3 separate regions of the Mus musculus genome follow, and regions 2 and 3 are each linked to region 1. The links are chromatin loops, found by intact Hi-C in ENCODE. Cell type or tissue: left cerebral cortex. All regions are shown on one strand. Each heading gives the region's core, and the rest is flanking DNA. Links, peaks and the distances in the headings are about the cores only. Region 1 overlaps Gm32860 (a long non-coding RNA gene). Region 2 has its middle 240 kb from the start of Gm32729. Region 3 holds the start of Pcdh17 (protocadherin 17).

What was found. A loop is a pair of places that touch in the nucleus more often than their neighbours do. Peaks named below come from ENCODE experiments on the same cell type or tissue, not always from the same donor. Only the 100,000 strongest peaks of a DNase experiment are listed, where the experiment ranks them.
Region 2: a loop joins it to region 1, with 2.1 times the contacts of the local background. A loop is called at or near these places in 2 of 42 quality-filtered maps.
Region 3: a loop joins it to region 1, with 3 times the contacts of the local background. A loop is called at or near these places in 6 of 42 quality-filtered maps.

The regions. Positions count from the first base shown.
Region 1 is chr14:86,303,887-86,311,874 of GRCm38, forward strand. It overlaps Gm32860 (a long non-coding RNA gene), which reads left to right. Exons shown (of 4, transcript XR_383673.4): 3 at 2,741-2,831; 4 at 4,004-4,312. It also overlaps the pseudogene Gm23926. Among named protein-coding and RNA genes, the nearest start is that of Gm32815, 8.0 kb to the left of the region's middle. In left cerebral cortex, for the core only: a CTCF peak has its summit at 4,061 (motif pointing left); a DNase peak (open chromatin) is centred at 4,059.
Region 2 is chr14:85,927,409-85,935,396 of GRCm38, forward strand. No RefSeq gene overlaps it. Among named protein-coding and RNA genes, the nearest start is that of Gm32729, 240 kb to the right of the region's middle. In left cerebral cortex, for the core only: no CTCF peak of the experiment used is centred there; a DNase peak (open chromatin) is centred at 3,963.
Region 3 is chr14:84,442,436-84,450,423 of GRCm38, forward strand. Pcdh17 (protocadherin 17) reads left to right here and starts at 1,128. Exons shown (of 4, transcript NM_001013753.2): 1 at 1,128-6,218. The coding sequence starts at 3,660. Gm32498 (predicted gene, 32498) reads right to left here and starts at 969. Exons shown (of 4, transcript NR_168882.1): 1 at 90-969. In left cerebral cortex, for the core only: CTCF peaks have their summits at 3,263, 4,731 (motif pointing right) and 5,811; DNase peaks (open chromatin) are centred at 2,772, 3,150, 3,527, 4,315 and 4 more places; H3K4me3 peaks cover 4,000 bases; H3K27ac peaks cover 3,087 bases.

The DNA.
Region 1 (7,988 bases), core at 1,890-5,889:
TTTCTGGGTTCCCATTGTGGTCAACCACCTTAGGCCAGAGTCCATAGGCATTTTCAGTTTTCACCTTACTGAACTATTAAGAATTATTTTTAGGAGTGATCATGGCTTCACTTCAGAGACTTTTCCTCAGACTTCAGTAACAAAGCCTACATCATTCTGTGCTTTCTGTAGAGTTTGTTTCTCCAGATTCTTCCTCCCTGATCAGCCTGCCCTACTTGGCAACTATTTAGTTAATTTAAACACCATTTCCTAGCTGTTTTCTCAGTTTTATTTTTTGTCCTTCAACTGGTGATTTCTATCTATCTAATAATGAACTCCAGTGTATACATTCACTCTAATCCTCTCATCTGAACTCTAGACCACTAATCAACTTCCCATTTTATTATATTCTTTAGTGTAAAAGCTCTTTATCTTCATAGTGCTCCCAAATGAACTCAGGTTCTCACCCCAACCTCTGATTTTCCTCTATGATCCCTTTCTCATGGCAACTTGCCACCCTCTCCATTCTCTTTCTTACTTTTTTTTTATTATTTTATTTATTTGCATTCCAGCTGTTGACCTCCTCTTTGTCCCCCTCCCACAGTTCCTTCTTCCCTCTTGCCTCTGAGAGGGTGCTTTCCTCCACACATACCCCCCACCCCAGGCAGCCTCTTTCCCTGGGGCCTCATCTCTCAAGGATTAGGCTCATCTTCTCCCCCTTAGGCCAGACCAGGCAGTCCTCTGCTGTACATGTGTTGAGGACCTGGTATCATCCCATCTATGCTGCCTGGCTGGTGGCTATCTCTGGGAACTCCCTGGGGTCTAGGTTAGTTTAGACTTCTGATATTTCTTTAGGGTCACCCTACCTTTCAACTCCTTCAATCCTTCCTCTAATTCAACCATCGGGGTCCCTGACTTCAGTCCCATGGTTGGATGTAGGTATCTGTGTCTGTCTCAGTCACCTGCTGGTACTTAGGATATACAACCCATTCTCTTTCTTAACTCACACACTGTCTCTTGGATTTTTCAACAAACAGACTGTCCCGATTTCTCTCTCTCTCTCTCTCTCTCTCTCTCTCTCTCTCTCTCTCTCTCTCTCTCTCTCTCTCTCTCTCTCTCTCCTGTTTCCATTCATGCACTTCTCTTGTTCACTCAAGCATTGTTATCTTAAAATACACTTGTAGAAAAATACCTTGAGACATTTCCCAGTCTCTGGTATTCTAACATTATAAAACAAAATGTGTAATTAAATATTTATTAAAGATTAAATGACTATACCCATCCCAGTATACTATAATCACTATGAAGTGGTATCCCTTATATAAAACAAATTTTGCCCCACAATAACCTCAAGTATTCACTTACTTTTCCTATTAAACTAGACAAGAGGTCATAAGCAGCATTCAGTTTTAAGCTTAATAATAATCTCCAAAAATCAAGTTAGAGTCAAGCTAATGAAGAGGTAGTCTCAGGTTCTATTACTCATAGTTACAGTCAAGAGTGTAAGGGGTGCATCAAGTAGACTTAAAGGACCAGCCAAGGTGGAGTTGTCACCTTCCAGGACTACTCCAGAAAGTAAAGAAAACCATACATGCAATTTTTAATTTATTTCTTTGATTCATATACAAATATACGTTTATTTGTATTGTTCATATGAAGTCCAGAGGACAACACATGGAGTTGGTTCTCTTCTTCCATCAGGTAGTTGGCCCCAGAAGGTGAACTCCTGTCATCATGTTTTGCAGCAAGTGGCTTTACCTACTGTATCATATCAACACCACTGTAAAATGTTTATAAAGCAAAACAGCAATCGATTGATGGGTAGATATGGTATAAGTCCATAGAATGTGGCAGCAGACTTAAAGCAGGGGAAGTCTTTAGCCACAGCTCTAACCCCAGTACCCAGAGGTGTGTCTGGCATATAAATGACTCCATTAGTGGCTTGTTAGTGAATAAGTGGTCCACCCTCTCATTTCTTAACATTAGAATTTCTAGACGATATTTTTTGAATGACTAAACTCTTCTCTTTGAAGAGTCAGGCTGCCCTTAGAGGGATTAAAATCAAAGCTGCTAAAAAAAAATAACATAGTCTCATATATGAAATGGATTCTAAGATGAAAGTGGTGGGTTACTCAAAATAACCCCTTGCAGATAATTCCATATCCTATTTCTTTAGTTAATTGATATTACTTCTTGAAAATCAACTACAGGGTCCTTCACAAAGCCCTCCCCAACCCTGATTCCCATTGTTTATAACTCAACACTCCCCATAGTACTTCCAAAAGAGTGTAATACATTGTGAATATCTTTCATGATAGTGCTCACATTTTTAAATCCACTGATCCTCTCCTTGAGCCTCTAACTTCATTTAGGAAAGTAACATTGTCTTATTCTTGTAATAATTCTTAATTCCTAATATAGTATCTGGCACCTAGTAGATGCTAAATATGTTTCCGTCAAAGTGAACTGAATTCTTGAAGACTTTCATAGATGCTATCAATTTTATAACCTGATTCACTCATGCATTAGCTTTCAGCTAGTTTTTTTCAACTAATCCCTGTTCAAACCTGGGAGGAATGATAAGGTATCATTTCATAAAGACTTTCAGGACTACTTTCAAGGTACCGAATGTCATTTTGAAAGAATTCTAATCAATAATAGTTTAAATTAGATATCAGAGAATCCAATGCATACATAAGTGCTTGCAATATTTATATAAAGCTAAACTCAACAGCTTTTTCATTCCCTTTCCTTCATTTAGCGTGACATTTTAGCTGATCTTCCTGAACTGCTGAGTAGAGCAAGAGCATTTCTATTACAGCCTCTTTTCCTCTGTGGTGTTCTACCAACAGGTGTGTAGGATTCTTTATTTTATGTATATTTTTTCTTTGCTTGCTTTATTATAAAAAAAATTTACTTTGACTGGTTCTATTTCAATAAAGGCTCACTTGGATTGCATGTATAATTCAAATACAGGGCTGAGATGTCTCAGCCTGTGAAGTTGTCTGCCACCAAGTCTAACAATATTAGTTCAATCCATACATGATAGAAGGAGAAAACCAACTTTCCCAAGTTGTCCTCTGTTTTCTACACATATACTGTGGTGCACGTGCATGCGCACACACACACCACACACACACACACACACACACACACACACACACACACACACACGAATGCAGACAAACACACACAAATAAATGCAATTTTTAAAAGTTAATTCTAATGTGGGGATCAGTTATTCCCTCAGAACTATCTAATGTGTGATTAATAAAAAGGGTTTTCTTTTTTCCCTCAACTTTCATTTTCCTCTGGAATTCGGGGATTAAGGAGAATGTAACCCATCCTTACACTCACAGCAGTCAGGATATAGAGTACTGAGGAAATGCCTTACCCTAAGAAAGTGGAGTTCATGTGATGTATAGAGGGATGTGACAGCATGAGTCCATACACTCCATTGAGCACTCTTCAGGAAAGGTGAACGTGTGTTTCCTGGCTGCCTACTTGCCATAGATATTTAAACCACCACCATTCACAGAAACATTTTCCTTAAAAAATAAACTATGAACAAAGTATGCAAATGTTTAAGTAAATTCTCTTTAAGGTGATAAATAGGGAAAAAATGTCTGCAAGGTCTTTAACTTGTGAGATTTATCTTCAGAAAAAGAAGTAAAAGGTTAAGAGGGGGTCATTTTTCTGTTTTTAACATCTGTTAGATTTGTCAGAAGTATTTGTGTTTCTCACCATTTTACAGCGTGTTTTCCACATGTTTCTTCTCTAGTATCACATCTTCTTTCTCAAGAACAGTGCCCAGTGCTACAGACACACACACACACACACACACACACACACACACACACACACACACACACATCTGCATTCACATCTCAACATATAGTTCTAACAAGACTTCTTTAAAGCGTATTGTATTTTCCTGACTGATTTCAGTTGTATTCATTTCATTATCTCCAGTCATTTCCCATTTCCTAAATTTCTTGCCTCAATACATCTGACACTCTTCCAGGTTCTACTTTGGAATAACAACCTGCCGATCCCTGCTCTGCAGCAGCCCCTGCTGGCAAGAGACACATCTCTGATATGCCTGGGCTTTCTCAGCTGTGCCTGTCAAACCTGGTCCTTCATCCCCAGGGAGCCATGCCTCAGTCTAGCCACAAGTGACCATAGTCTAGCCAGGAGTGACTTAACAGTCAGAAGATCCTGGAGCCAGGCTGTGTGCCATCTGCAGGGTAGCAGCTGCACATTGTTACCAGGATGGAAGGAGAATGCCAGATGAATGAGGAAGTTCAGCACGACTTTTTGTTTGTTTCTCCAACACATAAAAAAAAAATTGAAGCTGTGACTAAAATGATAAAAGGAAATCAATGCAGAAAAACAGACCACCTGAAAATCTTCTCTTGAAGCACGCGTGGTGACATGATGTCAAAGAGACATTCTTTTCAGGGAGAAGGCATATTAAATTATGTTCGCACTGACTGCTCTTCCAAGGACTGTTGATAGATGCTTAAGAGAGGAAAATATCCCTCTCTGCTTGACCTTAAAAGCTGTCTTACCACAGGCCTTAGACATTCAAATAGGAGCATAAAACATTCTTTCATTGATCCCATAAAGTATTTTCAAGCTGTTCCCTTTAGCTTTTCCTTATCATTTGCCAATGCATAAAGACAAGGCATGGGTGCACATAGAAAGACAGATAGATAGGTAGGTAGGTAGAAGGATAGATAGATAGATAGATAGATAGATAGATAGATAGATAGATAGATAGATAGATAGATAGACAAATAGGTGGAGGTATAGATATATTGATTCTGAGCTGAAGAATAAATATATTCATCATTCAGTGTGACAGAAGCAGAGTGGAGTATACTCAGGTGATTGCAATTTGCTTTGCCTTGTACCCATGAAAACTCCTGGCAGTGGAAAGAAAACCGAGCAGGCAGGTTATGATAACAGAAAATAGCTGCTTTTTCTCACATTTATCATTATATGTAAGCCAATCTTTCTAAAGACTGTGAAATGCATACATTTGTAATAAATACACTACTCCTCTAAGGCTGGATTGAAAAGATAACAAGACTGGAGAACCAATCTACACGAACTCAAATTAAGTTGTGGGGAGAAAAAAAAAACAACAGGATGTTGATTGGGAGAAATGAAGGCCATAAGAACAATAGGTGACAGGAAACAGGGACCAGAAGACTGGCTTCAGGATTTGTAGTATGTGTCTATTTTAGTACAAGGAAATGTATCCTTAGGAGGAAGGGCGAATAAGCATTAAACAATGGAAGAAACGTTGTATTTTTGTACTCAATCTCAACAGGAACAGCATCCTTCACTAGAGTGACCTCAGAGGTCCCTCTACTCCACGTTGATGAATGGTGTCATTTTACCTTATATTTAATATGGAAAATCAAGTGTTCTTGTTCTTGAGAGATTGTTATGCAGGAAGGGAGTCCTGTAGGTCAGCCTGTGTTTGTTTAAGGCCCCTTGCTTAGCCATATCACATGATGGGCAAGGCCGAGTACCAGTGGCCACCAAGGCATTAATGATGAGACAGGATACGTAAGCAAATCTGCACAGTGTCACTTTGCTTTCCCCATCTGAAAATAAAATTTACCCGAAGAGCCATATAATGTCACAATTCAGAATGATAAAACTGAGCACCCTCTTAGGCAAAGTGTTCAAGCTGAGATTTGTAAAGAAAAACAAAACAAAACAAAAAAGACAAGAAGCTAACACAAAACACTGTGTGTTCCCTCAATAGACAACATAAACTTTCAAGTAGTGACAAAAGGCTTTGCCTTATGTTACCATAAGTGAAATCTGAGCTTGGCATGTCAGCGCACAGTTGAGAAACTGTCAAATCATCTGCCCTTCCTATGTAACTCAATTTGGTAGGCTCAAAAAAAAAAAAAAAAACCTACCCCCAAAATATCACTTCCATAAAACCATGCAGAAACATCACTCATATAATATCATCTCAGCAAGAGGAATGCTCCAGAAATTATTCATTGTTAATGAATTAATAATAGAAGTAGTATATTTATGTGCTTTTGTGTGGTTAAAAAAAATTAAGTAAGGTCTCATTATGCCAATGAGTACATGTTCCTTTGACAACCTCCTTGGCAGCGATTTTAAAAGTTGAATCTTGGGGGCAGGGGGAAATGTCATGAGATCTCAGCTTATTAAATTTTGTAAATCATAAGGCTTGTCTGCAAATGCAGAGCACTGAAGCTGATTTAGTTGTTGGCCTAGAAACTCTGCTGTGGGGACCATTAAACAGGTCCAGAGTTTAAGTCGCACAGTAAATTATACTCCAAAGACACAGAGACTTCACATCCTGTTTCTCGCTATATCTCAGAAGTCCTACGAGACAGGGTCAAGTTTTCACAGTGAGCCACCAGTGTAGCTGCTCTTGATGGAACTGAATCCATCGGGGACTACTGTCAAGTTCTGTGAGTTTTAATATCAAAAATGGAAAACTAAATTAAATTAGGCTTTTTCTCTATTTGAACAATCTTCACAGCCGGAATGGATAGAACCAATATTCTTTTTAGGTGATTCCAGCTTATACAGTCACTTTCAACAAGTAGCTATGATTAGAAACAGCAAGAACAATGTGCTTGGCAGTTTAAAAATAAATGTTTATCATTTTTAATCTTTTCCCTTAGAAGGAATAATGAACTGTCTGTAGCTACTATGACAAAAAAAAAGTTTAAGACCACAAATAAATGAGCCCATAAAGAAAGCAAAATTATATGATTTTATAGAGAAATATACTTATTTCGATGAAGTAGCTCAAAAAGTAATTAGACTGGCAAATACGCAGTCTGCGGGGTAGACAAACAGCTGATGGAGATCAAGAATAAGCTGGTCTCACAGCTGGAGGCCAACATGCAAGAGTGAGAAGTTGAAGACTTCTGCTACACTTGGATGTTTGCTTTAGTGAGGCCCTTTAACTCACTAAAATGTCTCACTTGCATTCTGGAGGGCACAGAGATCAATTCAAGTATACAGGCTTAAATGTAAATTCTGCCCAGAAACATCCTCACAGAAAACACCTCCTATAGCATGTCCCCTTAAAACTGAATATCAGCTTCACCTTAACAAAATGGCTTAAATTTTAAGGCATTTTGAAGTGTAAGACCTTAAGTGTTCAGTGGATTTTATATGTTCAGCTCTATGTTTGTCATTAATCTTAGTGACCTGAGTGACTCGAACAGACTGCTATAATCACTGAGTTTATTCACACACACACACTGTATAGATATGCATAATACCACATTGAAACTTTCATGTATATAAAAAAAGACCCCCTCCAGTCTTTGCACTCAGTGACAATTATACATTTGGAGGTAAAATGTTTTTTCTCTTTGTTATTATTATTATATTTATTTATATTTCAAAAATTATGGAATGCTTCACGAATTTGCACAGGGGCCATGCTAATCTTCTCTGTATCATTCCAATTTTAGAATATGTGCTGCCAAAGTGAAAGAAACATGATGAAACTAATCACTCTTTGTAGTAATTCTGCCATGAAACTTTCTAATGTTCTGTTTCTGTGAAATGTAAGCTGTTAACTGGTGGGTAAGAGCTTACTCGGTTATTTAAAGTTAGACTAATTCTTAAATATATTTCCCTTAAAAGCTAAAGTTTTGAAAGTTTCAAATATTCAACTTATAGCCAACCATTTCTTTAAAACTAGCTAAGAGATTATCTTAAACACATAAAGAGAAATGGTTTAAATTCTGCAGTATAGGTTTATCTTGTTTATATTTTGAAATTTTCCTATTCTATAGCTGGTAAATAGTCATACCATTAAAGTGACTGAAAACAAATATCCAGATTGCCCCTGGGGTTATGTTTTTAAATCATCATAAGAAGAAAATCATCGTATTCAAGATGACTATGGATGGAGTGCTCATCATAGCAGGCATTTTATAAATTACGGTCCATGATCAGCACAACACAGCCCATTCTGTAGACCT
Region 2 (7,988 bases), core at 1,580-5,579, 380 kb before region 1:
AAAAAATTGAGATGCCACATGAGAAACAACATTTAAAGTTGTCCTTTGGCTGCCACTCATGCACATATATGTGCATACATGCTCATTTTGTGTATACACACATATGCACACATTTGCTTGTTTCTGGGCTCACACACACATACACACAGTGGGGAGTGGAAGAGAAAGAGTAGATGAAAAATCTGGATTATGAAATCAAAATTCTGATAGGAGAATATAGTTTCTTAGTTTTCGTATAACCATATTCTAAACTGTTCAAAATATGTTTATATACCTAGGGACAATAAGGTATAAGCAAAAAGAATGAAAAAAATCACAAAATGTATTAGCATCATACACATGCTAATACTGCCATCAAAGCAAAGAACCTACCTTAAATAGACAACATATGACTATATTACACATTGGGTCCATCGCATTTCCTGGCATGAAGGCTATTTCCTTTTATCTTTCAGGCTTATCTGATATATATTTGATACACATAGAGAGATTCCCTAATATATCTGATTGCTTTGTGAATAAATGAATTGAGGGCTTATTTCAACACTACTGAGAACAGATTCACACACACACACACACACACACACACACACACACACATACATTGAAGCAATTAATCCCATATCTGACCCTATCAATATAATATTCCCTATCCAACAATATTTTTAAAAGCCAAAATTATTTTTGGAATTAATAATCTGAAAAATCGCCCTCATCCTGCCTGAAATTGGCCTTTTGTCTCATTTGGTAATATTATTCATTACTCAAAAACCTCATGAAATTCACATATGCAGAGGGAGCATTATTAGTTTTTGAAATATCAATGTGACCGCATTTCTCCAGTAAGTGGGCTAAAATAGATGGGTTTAGAAAAATAATAGTTGATAGGAAGTTTTGCTGAGCTGATATGAAACTCTCATTAAGACCCTAATGCCTGTTCTAGTATGCATTGGTTTATTACCTTCCAAGCATGTGTTTGGTTGGGAGTTGGGCTTTTTTTTGTTTGTTTGGTGGGTTGTTTTTTTTTTGTTTGTTTTTTTTTTTTTTGTAGACACAGACTTAAAGTCAAACACCCCGTAATTGACTGCTTATAAGTGCTTTCTACTGAGTCACTGACCTTGTTGGTATTTCACAGCTTGAGAGAGGGAACCACAAAACCCTCAGGCCACCACTGAAAGTTCATAGGAATGTTTGCCATTCATGTTTATGCTCAAAATGGTATTTGATGAATACAAAGTCTTCAAAGACTGTTAGATTCATTTACTATTCAGAGTCAAATGGATAAATATGGGCTTTTTTGTTTTGCTTTTCTATCCAATACTCAGATGGCGAGGTATTTTTACATTCACAGATATTTAACAAAGCTGAATGTACTGTATATCTTATTTTCCAGATATAGTAAATGCTGAGGTCTGCATTTTTAAATTTCTCTTAAAAAAAAAAAAACCCACAGCTTTCATCTTAGGGATTTGGTTATGTTACATTCATAGCATAGAGTAAAGAATCCTGTAAAACACACCCTCCATGAATTCAGAACCACCAAAAAGGGGATTTTTTTCAAAGGTGATCATGTATATCCATTGAAGTGGGCTTCTTTTTATAGAGTTATTTTCCAGCCTCATTCTCCCTATTCTCCCTTTGATCAGCACCCAGGTTTTCACAAGAACAGCTGCAGAGTCAGAGTCTTAAACCTAGAAAAACATATCAGCAGTTCTCTTATCCTACAACTTCCAACAGAGCGTAGTGGAAAGAAGCCTGCCCATGAGACGAGCTTTTCTCTGCACTGGGAATATGGTTGAGATGACGTCTCTAAAAGGTTCAGGAACTGGATACTTGGTGGCAGTGAGACATTATCGAGAGATGACAGAACCTTCTAGAAAACAGAATTCCTAGAAAGTGAAAGGCCATGGAAACTGCCATCCCTAGGTATGGTAACATGGTTTCACTCACAAGATCCCATCTAACTTGTAAATACAGGAGAGTAACAAAGAGAGCGTACCCCATACCCCAGGTATTTCTTTCACTACACATCTAGCATTCCTCTCTCAATTCTCTGCCAGAAATCTCCACCAGAAAGGTAAGCAAGTAGGGTCACCTGATCACATATAATCAGCCTTCTCAATGCTAAACTAATTTCCTTTGTAAAGTATTCAGCATCAGCTAATCAGTTACTAGGAAAGCAGACAGATATAACTAGTAATTTAATAATACTGGGAGCAAGCAAACCATGACCAAATGAATTTGTATCACAGCTTCCTGGAACTGTAGGCTATACTGCATCATCACCTTCCTGAAGGCACCTTTGATATTCCTTCAAATTATTTGGACTGCTACAATAATCATATTATTAATTTCAACAGTCCTTTCCCTGTAATATACCAGACAGGTAGAGGCTGTGGTAGGGCAGACACAAAATGAGGACTGAAAGCCAAAGTTTATCAATGAAGTGTTTCAGTCAATGACTTTTCTAAGAACTGAAAATGAAATTTTATTACATAGGAAGTTGAAATAACTAATCCCTCAAAAATCAAAGATTTACAGGTATAATGAAATGTACATATTTAGGTTAGACATCAGATATATAAAGGTAAATGTTGGCAATAAAAATACAGGAGGCTTTGCCAGTCTCCCTGGTCCCCACATTCTATTCTGAATCAACCTCAGTAGAAGACAACATCTTGCTATAGTCATTTACCTGTGGATAACTTGTCTCTGGTATATCTGGTATATCACTCTAAAGAATCCATCAGGACAAAGACAGGAAAGTGGGACACTTTACTCACAATGCTACTCAACATCACTACATCATTTTTTATATGAATTCATCAGTGAAAGCATAAACCCACAAAAAGATACTGTTAATAGTTTGATGCCGTTCCCTTTATGTGTGTGCCAAGAGGTACCTGGAAACATTAGGAAGAAGAAACCGACCTTACGAGCAGAATATGCAATGACTCAAATTAGTATTTAACACATTCAAATCCATGGTTAGCTTTCGAGATGTCATGGAGAGTATGGAAACAAAGAGCCCTCCTTTGGGGAGATGCTTATCTAATGACCCACTGACCTCCAAGCAAATGGGAAACTCTGGGACAGATGTACAGCCCACACATCCTCACCACGGGCCTAGGAACAGCCACAAGGCTGTCAGTATTAACTCTGATGCCCCCACTTTCACCCACTCTGCCTTTCATCACCTAAAGCTCTCAGCCAGAAAGTGGTCCACAGAGGCGGCCAGCGTTGATGTCAACAGATTATCAGGCCGCTTAGTAACATTCTCTTGCTAGGAACCTTTTTAAATCCCTACATTGGCAATCCTAATGCTCTGTTGATTTTTGTTACTTGCTGATAAGGCTTTTAATGGCCAAATCCCAGTATATTTTTAGATCTTTTGTCACCATGGGTCTCCTGTCACTCAGTTAGGTTGAAATCAGCAGGCTGTTAGTTTGCCTAGGGTATAATCTCAAGTCCTATGGAACAAGGGTTTGCAGCAAGCTGGCCTCCTGATTGTGGAATTTACTTTTGATTTTTATTCATTGAGCACTGTCATTTCTGCCTGGAAAACCAGAGCAAAAAAATTATATATCTATCTGAAGCTGTGTTAGAAATCTAAGAATATATTTAAAGGCATCCTGTATTTTTACATTGTGTATGTGTGCCTGTGTGGTGTGTTTGCTTAACACATCAAATCTTATTTCAAATATTTTAAGTGGCTAGTTAATTATCTATTTTTCCCCAAGGAGAGGTAATTAGCATCTCTTCTCAAACATGTTCTGAGTATTTCCTTAAGAAAGACAGCAGCAAATTTTCTCTTAGGGAAACTGAATGGACAGAAGGGAGTGGAAATTCTCAGCACATCAAGAAATATGGGTCTATTATCCATTAAAAGATACAGTATGGAAATTATCCCTTGATTACCACTGAAATGCTGTTTAACTGGGAGTTTCTGGTTAATGTAGATAAATCCCTGTTCCTAATCCCTAATGTGTTGCTGTGCCCTTCTTCTCTTCCTGCTTATTCAGTGACTATATTTAACATGACTAGAAAGGACTATGACAGAGAGGTGGGAAGAGATTCACCACAGTGGAGTACTAAGGAAAGAATGAGTAAAAACACAAAGGTGGACTAAGGAAGTACGCAGGAGGCACTCTATCAGGCAAAGTAAACATTCCATGAACTTGACCCAAGAAATGAGGACCTGGCCTTGCTCAATTTCGTGAGAATATAAAAGAAGACATCCTGTCAAGTTGTAATGCATTCTTGCCTTGAACTACAGGCAACTAAGGAATAATGAAAGTGGGAGAAATACCCTTTCCCAGGGAAAAGCACACTAAGTGGTTATCCAATTCCAAATGGTCAGCCCTGAGAACATACATAAAGTAATATTATATGGATTGAGCATTTATTTGTTTAGGAATATTATACAGGCACACACACACACACACACACACACACACACACACACACACACACACACATGATAACAATTAATGAAACAGAAACCACGATTTGAAAGAGAGCAAGAAGAGGTTTGTGGGAAGTCTCAGAGGGAGAACTACTCTTGTAATACTTTTTTTAAAAATTAAAAAGTAATTTTAAATATATTTTAAGGGTCTAAGAAGACAGATCAGGCATTCAAGAACTTGACTAACTGACTTAAGGAACTGAGCTTGGATGCCCAGCACACTAGCCTGAAGCCACAGAATTTACCTATAATCCTAGAGTCTATAATCCAGATGGGTTAGGTAGAAACAAGAGAATTTTTCAGTGTTCGTGACCAGCAAGTTTTGCTGAATTTTATAAACTCCAGGTTCAGTACAGACACAGCCTCACAAAAAAAGACAGAAAGCAACAGAGAAAAATAAAGAGTCAACCTTTAGTTAGCTTCCACACACGGGCACGCACATTGGCACATGTACACACAAACATCCACCCACACCCCAGATTTTAAATTTATCAAATTGCTTGAAAGATCAGTTTGGTATCCTTTTATTTCAGCTCTGTTTTAGAAGACATTTGAAAGATGAGCTCTGCTCCTAATGATAGACGAGACATGATAGACAGAAAAAGGTCATTTACTGAAATGTCATGACCAAAATCCACAGTTAGAACACTGTGCTAATAGGAGGCATGAGATTTTAGGGTCTCTACAATGTCATCACTGAATGAAAAGGGATGGAGAGCAAGATCGTGAAATGTAACTCTTACCTGTGAGATGTAGTAAGGATTAGGCACTATGAGTTTTCTGGATAAAGAATCCAGATATATACTAACAATCACTGTCTCATCAACATGCACTTGGGCTCTTAGTTGTAAGACTATACACTTTAAGTCCTATCTTCCAAATATTTTGCTTCTTTCATGACAGACAACTACTTCACCATCAAGAACTAATACTAATTCCCAAATCAAAAGTCAAAGACAGCCTGGGGATATGGCTCTGTTGGTAAAGTGTGTGCTACTCACTCATGAAGATCTACCTCTGTTCAATCCCTTAGGGCACACATAAAAAAGCCAGAAAAAGTTGTGTCCCACTTTAATCCAAGCTTTGAGGGAGTAGGCATGAGAGGATACTTGCACCTTGCTGAGCATCCAGTCTTTGAAATCAGAGAACGGTAGGCTCAGAAAGAGAGACTCTGCTTTAACAAAAATCAACTGAAGAGCAATTCAGAAAAGTACCCATTATTGACCTCTTGCCTTCACACATTATACACAGAGTAGACACTTGGTTGTGCATGTGAACACACACAGACACACACACACACACACGCATGCACGTGCTTGCTGCATGTACCACAAAGAATGAAAAGTAGGAAATATTGTATTGACCTTGACAGAAAAGGTGTATATAGGCAGTGACACAGCCAGTGCTCAATGAAGGAGCAAATTGCCTAATTGAAGAAAACCATTTGCTACTGTAGAGGAGACCGTCAGATCCACTGTATGGCTCTTCAGGATCCTCTTTTCTGTTTCAAATCAGTTTTCAAAGGAATTATTATGAGTCTGTAATGCCACACAAAGTGAACGTGGCCTGTAGGCCTCCCCTTCCTCATATGTTGTTGGCCAGCAGCCTATGAGAGTTAGGAGGAATGCAGAGTTTGGACAACCATGAGTATGACAGAATCACTTCAGGAATCAGCTTCAGTCAAGCAGCTCAGCTCTATTCAGGGTGAACAGGGGCTGTAGAGAACTTGGGGAGTAGGTTGGGATTTCCAGAGCACATTATTAGCTAGGGCAAAGGTGCTGGAAATGCTTAGATTTATATCAAGAGGAATTCCAGGCGCTTGCAGGACAGGTTCTTATCAGGAGAAAGAAAGTTGAATTGATAACCTGGACATAGGCAACTTTCCTCACAGGATTTTGGGATTATGGGTGGGAAGGACAGATTGGTCACAAAACTACCTAATTATCATACAGTAGGAAAGAACTGAGCAGGACTCATGTGCTGAATCATACAGTTCTTGTAGGAAGCTTTGTACAGGGTCAGCCTCTATATAAGGTCAGATATCTGTGCTTATAGACACTTTCCAGAAAAGATCAAGCAAAGGAAAGGAAGCTCTGCTGATAAAAGGAGTCCTCCCTTTTGTACCATGCTCAAAGAACTATCTGGACACGGTAGACTGCAAACTTAATATAATTGTGTTTGAAGGTTACAACAAAATTTCCTACTAAAACTCCAGCAAATCTTTGTTGTATAGTATTTTATTCAGTATTGATAATTTCTTTCAAACTAAACTTCATCCCTTATATTTCTGTTAAATTTCTCCAAAGTAAATAATAATTACAAAGAAAACTCCTTTTGATAGTCACATATTATTCTTTCTTCTTTTATTCATCAATATATTACTTGTTCATATTTAACTAGTAAACCAGTAGGTGAAAAGATAAAATCAAGTTAAGGAAATGTCTGAGAGATAGGAGAATAAAGATATTTCCTTAAACATGAATTGTTTTCATATAACACTTTATAGCAGTCCTGGTAAATTACCCACTATCTACATAATGACCAAAATGACTGCATAATAACTTTATACGACAATATAACATATGAAACATATGCAAATAAAATCATATACATACTACTGAAGTATTTGAAATCTCATTATCATACAATGTAAACACCCAAGAACTAATATTACTAATAAGATATTACAATATTCAAATATCTAACACACAAACTATGTTTCAATATTTAGATGATGTAACATTGGCACATTGGGAAGTCAGGCTTATCAATAAAGTTATCTTGGATGGGGTGGAATTTGAAACCCTGTTTTTAAGAAAATGTCACAAGATTGACGAAGATGGGCAAGAGCTTCCAGATGAAGAGAACAGCATGTGCAAAGAAGTCACTATCACAGAAGTTTAGAGGCAGAAGCAGATTGATCTAGCATTGCTCCGAGTCCATTGAACATTTCTGAATAAGATTTTTTTTTCAGTGCGCTAAATGCAACCAGATTGAATATTTTGAGTCCCATCCCATTGAATAACTTTGAAATAAGAATTTGCTTTTTTAATGAGACATTTGCATTTAATCTCAAATTTGAAATGCAACCTCTTCCACTTGGTTATTTCCATGGGAATACTTGCTTTCAGGGCATTATGCTTATCCTGTAGTAAAAACACGGGTTCTCCAAAATATATTTCCAGTGTAAAAGATGAGTGAAGTATTTATTTATAGAGAAAGCTGGAAAATACAGTACCAACAATAGCAAACTAAGGGTTGTATAATAAAATGTTCAGAAATGTTATCACTGAACCACTTACAGCAGTTCCAGTAGGCTATTTTTAAAAAGAAAAGACAGAAACTAAATTTTTAGAAAAAGTGATTCATAAGACTGAAGCTATTGATAGAAGAAAGCTGAAGTCCTGAGGAACAGATGAGTCACAGGAAAATTCAGGAGGAGCACGTCAAAGAATGTTTTAAAAATTCATCATTTGGTGAACTGTAATCCATTCTAGCTAGAACAAGCAAAGTGAATAGAAGA
Region 3 (7,988 bases), core at 2,703-6,702, 1.9 Mb before region 1:
AAATATCAAATTGCTATTTGGAATTTTAGTAAGATGAACAGAAGTGAATTAGACACCAAAGCTAGGGACATTAAGGGACATTGGATTACCTTGAATGTGGGCTGTGATAGGAGATGGTTAAAAGGTAGAAGTCTAAACACTGTTCAACCAGATTTCAGTTTCATGGAGCTGCAAAACATGTCTTAAGAGAGGCTTGTTCCCTCCTTCGAGACACTGCCTCTCTCTCCACCGGCGTCTGCTTTTCTTCTGAAACACTTTCATAATCAAGTGACTTTCCTTGCATGGGTGCCTGGGGACAGCGGGGATTTCTCTGAGGATGAAGAAAGTTACATATTGATTACAGTTGCTTGCGGCGTGTTTGCTCCCGAGCTAGCTAGCACAGACAGATCTCTAACACTGCACTTTCCTGGCGTTCACCGAAATAAACATCCCACCGTGAGAAAACGCGTACATACACCACACACACACACACACACACACACACACACACGCTCTCTCTCTCTCTCTCTCTCTCTCTCTCTCTCTCTCTCTCTCTCTCTCTCTCTCTCGCTCTCTCTCGGGCGCGCGCACGCATGCGCGCGCACGCACCCACTCCGCACCTCCAGATGAGTGCACAAGGAGTCAGAAAATCCGCAACTCCCTTGGCCCAGTGTTTGTGTGTGTGTGTGTGTGTGTGTGTGTGTCTGTGTGTGTCTGTGTGTAAGCTGACGACGTGGGTTGGTGTGTGGACTAGAAGGCACCAGGAAGACCGCAGCTGCCTCTCTCTGCAAAGTATACGGTGATTCCCCACGCCTGGCTTTACATCCTATCCCCAGTTGAAATCAAATCACTGCCAAACTTTTCTCTTTCTAGAGGAAGACACCCTCTAAACACCAGGGCTACCACGGCTCAGCCCTGGGCGCCGCCGCCGAGACTTAGCGCGGGCTCTGCGGGCCTTGATGCTCTCCGGTCGGACTCAAGCTAGTCAATGACTCTAAAGAGCTGGGGCTGCTGGCCCCGCCCCCGCCTGCCGTTTCTCCGCCTCCCATTGGGCGTGGGCCGAGAAGGCAGGGTCTGGCTCCCCACGCCGATTGGCTGGCAGAGAATCAGTATCAATGTTTAAGCGGCGGCGTGAGGTGAATAGAGTCAGTCAGCAAGAGACGCTGGGGAGAGAATCCGGACTGCGAGCCCGGCGGCTGCCGCAGCGGAGGAGGGCGGCTCGGAGACGGTACTCCAACTGTTGAATTGAATTTTTCACCTTCCATTTCCTCCGCGTCTTGGCTGGCGGAGATGGATTTATTCGGTTTGAAACCTGCACGTCTTTCTCAGGCTTTGGGGTGATCCTGACAGGCACCGCACTAGACTGAAAGAGACCACTCGTGACAGAAAAAAAAAAAAGGAGGAATTAAAATTTAAAAAAAACCTCCACAACAGACTGCACAATTAGCTATGCACACCGATGCTGGACTTTGTGAACAGAGACCGTTGGGAGGAAAATCTTGAACTATGATCCTGGGCTAAGCTGTGAATCATTACTGGAAACGTGCCCCCACCCCTAAGACTGAGAGATTTGGGGGCATCTCACGCCTAACCAAGTGGAAAGGTTTTTTTTAAAAAACAAATAAATATTCGTAAGCAAAGCAGACGCCTTGTTTTGCAGAGCCTCGGACTCCGGCCGAAAGAGGTAGAGTAAAAGTGTTCCTGGATTCAGCTTTGCCTTCCTCCCCCCACGCTTTTTCTCGTTTTTCTTCCCCCACCCCCGACGTGATTCCGGCTTTTTTGTTGTTGTTGTTTGTTTTTTTTTTGTTTTTGTTTTTGTTTTTCCTATTGAGTGGTCAGAGAAAGCCTTAAGAAGAAGCCTCAACTAAGGACTGCGAAGGGAGGACCGTGAGGGGAGAGTGAATACGATTCGTTCCGCTGCTTCTGACTCATCCCGCAGATGAGAACACCTGCATTTCTGGATGTGTCATTCCCGTATACCGAGGCGCTGGGAGAAGCGGAAATAATGTGTAGATCAACCCGTGCCTAACCTCCCCTCGGAGGTGGAGGAGGTAGTTTCCCCGGGTGGGCGCCCTGGCAGAACCGCGGTGGCTGCAGCTCCTCACCCTCTCTGCCTTTCCCAAGTCGACCAGAGACCGTGTGTGAGCCAGACTGCAGAATGCATCACGCCAAGCCTTGATGTATTCCGTCGACTCTACTCCTCCAATTTAAAATAATAATAATAATAAGGGGGGAAAAAGCCTACACTGTTATTCTCTTCAAATATTCACCACTCTTGTTCCTCGCCAAGGTTTTCCTTTCTAGATGAAAAGGAGGCTGGGCCACTGGAAGGAGGTGCTGAATAGAAAGAAAAGAGAGCCACTTGACAGCCCAGCCCTGTGAATGCAGAGACTGTTTCCCTTCTAGCGAGAGACAGGGCAGTGTGTGTGTGTGTGTGTGTGTGTGTGTGTGTGTGTGTGTGCTAGGACTGGGAGGGTAGCTCCCTCCTCCTTTCTAGTCTGCCCTCCCCCCTCCCCCCCCCCCTCAAATCTGCACGTCTAACCATGAGTTGCCTGTTGATTTCCTTTCGCCTGGCAAGAAAAGCAAACTGGAATTAAACTGCAGGGAGAGAAGTCTTTGCTTGCTGGAAGAGGATGGGATGGTAGTGGCGGCTCCCGGATTGGCATAGAGACACACCAGAGTGTTCTACGAACAGAGGCGGAGATATATCTCTATATTTTTCTCCTCCCAATAGGCTCTCGGCGCAAATGCTGATCAGGCTGTGGCTTTCTTGATTTTGGGGGAGAACCCTCTCCGAGGAAGAGAGGGAGGAGCTTGGTAGGGGGAGGAAACTACAAATCGGGACACTTTTTTTTCCTCTGCATTTCCTCCCCTCCCTCTGGCTGCTCGGAAAGAAGAGAGAAAAAGAAGAGGGAGAGAGAAAAAAAGACTTGGCTCGGAGATGCAGTCCGCTGCCGCCGCCGCCTAAACCAGCAAGGCAAGATTAGATCTTTAAATGCAGCAATACACTGCCTGAAAGCCGAGCATCCTGCATAGCGAGCAGACATTTCTCCGTGTGCCAGGGCAGCCTCAAATATACATATGTATCTGTGACTCTTTCTTCGTCCCTATTCATTCCCATCAATCGCATCACCGAATAAGAGTAACTAAAGGATTCCACTTTCTGATCTGCCTGGAGACACACCTCCCGAAGCCCTCCCCCACCGGATTTGAAGAGTATTCTGTAGGCTGCCGGAGGGAGTGGATTTTGCAGCGCCTAGCGGGAGTGAGGAAAACCAAGCAATTCTTCAGCTCATTATCATCTCTTCCAGACTCCGATTTCCTTTTTATCGCCAGCCTCATCACGCAAGTTTGAACCTCCCGAAGTCCAGGCGGGAGAGACAAAGCCTTTAGCTTGCCTTCAGCCGCAGGGAGTCGCCGCCTGGCTCCGAGCTGCTGCAGCTTCGCTGCGCGGCTGCATCTCTCCCAGTGCGAATGCTGTAGATCAACAGGTTCGGGCAACTTGAGCGGAATAAGGAGAGACTGCCTGGTGCCGCAGCCCGGGTGCGGAGGGAAGGAAAGACTCGCAGACTTGTGGCTCGCTCCGAGCTCGTACGCTCCGCCCCGGTTCCAGACTGGCGCGCACCCACCAGCTAGCACCTCCAGTCCGGCTGCTCCTGTTCCCACCCCACCGGTCTGGGATGTACCTTTCCATCTGTTGCTGCTTCCTTTTGTGGGCCCCTGCCCTGACACTCAAAAACCTCAATTACTCAGTGCCAGAGGAGCAAGGGGCCGGCACGGTGATTGGCAACATCGGCAAGGATGCCCGACTGCAGCCCGGGCTTCCGCCGGCTGAGCGCGGCAGCGGCAGCGGGAGGAGCAAGTCTGGCAGTTACCGGGTGCTGGAGAACTCCGCACCGCATCTGCTGGACGTGGACGCCGACAGCGGGCTCCTCTACACCAAACAGCGCATCGACCGTGAGTCCTTATGCCGCCACAATGCCAAGTGCCAGCTCTCCCTAGAGGTTTTCGCTAACGACAAGGAGATTTGCATGATCAAGGTAGAGATCCAGGACATCAACGACAACGCTCCCTCTTTCCCCTCGGATCAGATAGAAATGGACATCTCAGAGAACGCGGCACCCGGCACCCGCTTCCCCCTCACGAGCGCACACGACCCAGACGCTGGCGAGAACGGGCTCCGCACCTATCTGCTCACCCGCGATGATCATGGCCTCTTTGCCCTGGACGTCAAGTCCCGCGGCGACGGCACCAAGTTCCCAGAGCTGGTCATCCAAAAGGCACTGGACCGCGAGCTGCAGAACCACCACACTCTGGTGCTGACCGCCCTAGATGGCGGGGAGCCTCCACGCTCCGCCACCGTACAGATCAATGTGAAGGTGATCGATTCCAATGACAACAGTCCAGTCTTCGAGGCTCCGTCATACTTGGTGGAACTGCCCGAGAACGCTCCACTGGGTACCGTGGTCATTGATTTGAACGCCACTGATGCTGATGAAGGTCCCAACGGAGAAGTCCTCTACTCCTTCAGCAGCTATGTGCCCGACCGCGTGCGGGAGCTCTTCTCCATCGATCCTAAAACTGGCCTGATCCGCGTTAAGGGCAACCTGGACTATGAGGAGAACGGCATGTTGGAGATCGACGTGCAGGCCAGAGACCTAGGACCTAACCCAATCCCAGCCCACTGCAAGGTCACAGTCAAGCTTATCGACCGGAACGATAACGCGCCGTCCATTGGTTTCGTCTCCGTGCGCCAGGGGGCGCTGAGTGAGGCCGCCCCGCCCGGCACAGTCATCGCCCTAGTGCGGGTCACTGACCGGGACTCAGGCAAGAATGGGCAGCTTCAGTGTCGGGTTCTAGGTGGAGGAGGGACTGGAGGTGGCCTGGGGGGTCCCGGTTCCGTCCCCTTCAAGCTTGAAGAGAACTATGACAACTTCTATACCGTGGTGACTGACCGTCCACTGGACCGTGAGACACAAGACGAGTACAATGTGACCATTGTGGCCCGGGACGGGGGCTCCCCTCCACTTAACTCCACCAAGTCCTTCGCCGTCAAGATTCTGGATGAGAATGACAATCCGCCTCGGTTCACCAAAGGACTTTACGTGCTCCAAGTACACGAGAACAACATTCCAGGAGAATACCTCGGGTCAGTGCTAGCCCAGGATCCCGACCTGGGCCAAAATGGGACAGTGTCATACTCCATTCTTCCTTCACACATCGGCGACGTGTCTATTTACACCTATGTGTCCGTGAACCCCACTAACGGGGCCATATATGCCCTACGCTCCTTTAACTATGAACAAACGAAGGCTTTTGAATTCAAAGTACTGGCTAAGGACTCAGGGGCGCCAGCGCACTTGGAGAGCAACGCCACGGTGAGGGTGACGGTTTTAGACGTGAACGACAACGCTCCAGTGATTGTGCTTCCCACGCTACAGAATGACACAGCTGAGCTGCAGGTCCCGCGCAATGCTGGCCTGGGGTACCTGGTAAGCACCGTGCGCGCCCTGGACAGCGACTTTGGAGAGAGCGGGCGCCTCACCTATGAGATCGTGGATGGCAACGATGACCACCTGTTTGAGATCGATCCGTCCAGCGGCGAGATCCGCACGCTGCACCCCTTCTGGGAGGATGTGACCCCAGTGGTGGAGCTTGTGGTGAAGGTGACCGATCATGGCAAGCCCACCCTTTCCGCTGTGGCCAAACTTATCATCCGCTCAGTGAGCGGCTCCCTGCCTGAAGGGGTACCGCGAGTGAATGGCGAGCAGCACCACTGGGACATGTCCCTGCCTCTCATAGTGACACTGAGCACGATTTCTATCATCCTCCTAGCGGCCATGATCACCATCGCTGTCAAGTGTAAACGGGAAAACAAGGAGATTCGCACTTACAACTGCCGCATCGCCGAGTACAGCCACCCTCAGCTAGGCGGGGGGAAGGGCAAGAAGAAGAAAATCAACAAAAACGATATCATGCTGGTGCAGAGCGAGGTGGAGGAGAGGAACGCCATGAACGTCATGAACGTGGTGAGCAGTCCCTCCCTGGCCACCTCCCCTATGTACTTCGACTACCAAACCCGCCTGCCCCTCAGCTCGCCCCGGTCAGAGGTGATGTATCTTAAGCCAGCCTCCAACAACCTGACTGTCCCGCAGGGGCACGCAGGCTGCCACACCAGCTTCACCGGACAAGGGACTAATTCGAGCGAGACCCCTGCCACTCGGATGTCCATAATTCAGGTAGGAGACTTTTAGAGTAAAGGGGACTTCACATAAAAGCTTTTGCTGTGCTGTCCTGAGACCTTTGGATAAGGGAAAGCCAGATGGCCAGCAATCATGTGTGTGGGGTAGGCAATAGTTAACTCAAAATGGTTCACATCTTTGACCCTGTGTGAATACCATTGGCTATTCAGAATCCCTCCCGGGTAAAAATAGCTAAAACACATGCCATACCTCTGCTGCATTTTTTCAAATTTATTTTTACACATTTTCAAATGGTAACAACAGTCAATAGTTAAACTTTATTCTATCTGCAGGACTATATTTCTTTCCATAACAGGGTTCCCAGAGTAGGAAAAAAAAGTTAATTTCCTTTTAATGAGTTTTATTCCATTAAAACGTTTTATGCTGATATGAAGTTTATATTCCAAATTGAAGCTAACTTCTTTAGTATGGAATAGTCACCATGTCAGGACTCTAAAGCTGTGAATCAGCTTGAACCAAGTTTCACCCTCTGATAAATTAGATTTATATTTTCACCCTCTGATAAATTGGTTTTACATTTATAAATTATTTATATTTTGGGGCACGTGAACCCCATTCATTCCTTAACTAAACTTTCAGCTTCAGCTTTGGAAGTGTTCTTCACATCCTAATGTGCTTTGTACAAGTTAGGCACAGTGACAAGAAAAAAAAAATCTTTGAAAAGAATTTCATTGTTTCCAGGTTTTCCAGTGAGCTTCCTGTAGTCACTGAGGGATGAAAACTATGCCCAAAGTATCATAAAGTCATTTTTATGCTATTGATGACAGGAAATTAAATTGCAGTGGATCCCACGTGACTTGTTTCTTGAACAGGGTATATTTTCAAGGTATCTACACATATTATTAAACATAAGATGAAAATAAAACCATTACCCAAAGCCATAGACATTAATTTTTGCAAAGATGACTGTACTGGGATGATCCAGTCACCTCCTTGTTCTTTTATTCACTACTGTTGTGTCACAGAAAAATATAATTCTTGGGTATCATAATACTTAGAACACATGTTGTTACAAACTCCTCTGAATGAGCAGGCATTGACGTTTGCACCTGAGTATAAAAAATTGACACGTGTGTGTGTGTGGGGGGGCGCAGTTTAGTTTGAGGTAAATGGAAAGTCATTGGCCTTACTATTATGCTTTGCAAAGCTTGTCTCAGCAAAGTTACTATTGCTCAGATGGAGTGTTGAAGACCCATAGACCTGCTAATATAATCCCCTCCCATGCCCTAACACTAAGCAGAAAACATTTTCTCTGACAGCATAGTGTCCATGTGAGCAAGGCTTGCCAAGTACAATGTAATTTACTATTCAAGTATAAAATGCCATTTTTATAATATTCACTGTATATGAGTAATCATGTAATCATGGACTTAAAGTTTATATGAAACATAAAAGAAATTCTCAACTATAAAAACTTGGCTTCTAAAAATGTCTTCCTGTAACTGCGTGAAACTGGTATTTATAAACACTAATATCTCTATAGAGGGAATAATGATTAAATGTTTGTTTATAGATGTGATGTAGTCATTTTGGAATTGCAAATATTTTGTACACCTGTTCTATATTTATGCCACTGACAAAGTTGTCACAAAAGGCTAATACTTAATCATCTACTTTAAGGGCTGTGAGTTGAATTTTTATCTAGTTTCCAGCAGAAAAATAAATCTATAAAATCAAATTGGTGCAGTAAAATTGTCAGCAAGTGTGTCTTCTTAGACAAGTGAAGAGCACTCTTGAATAAAATAT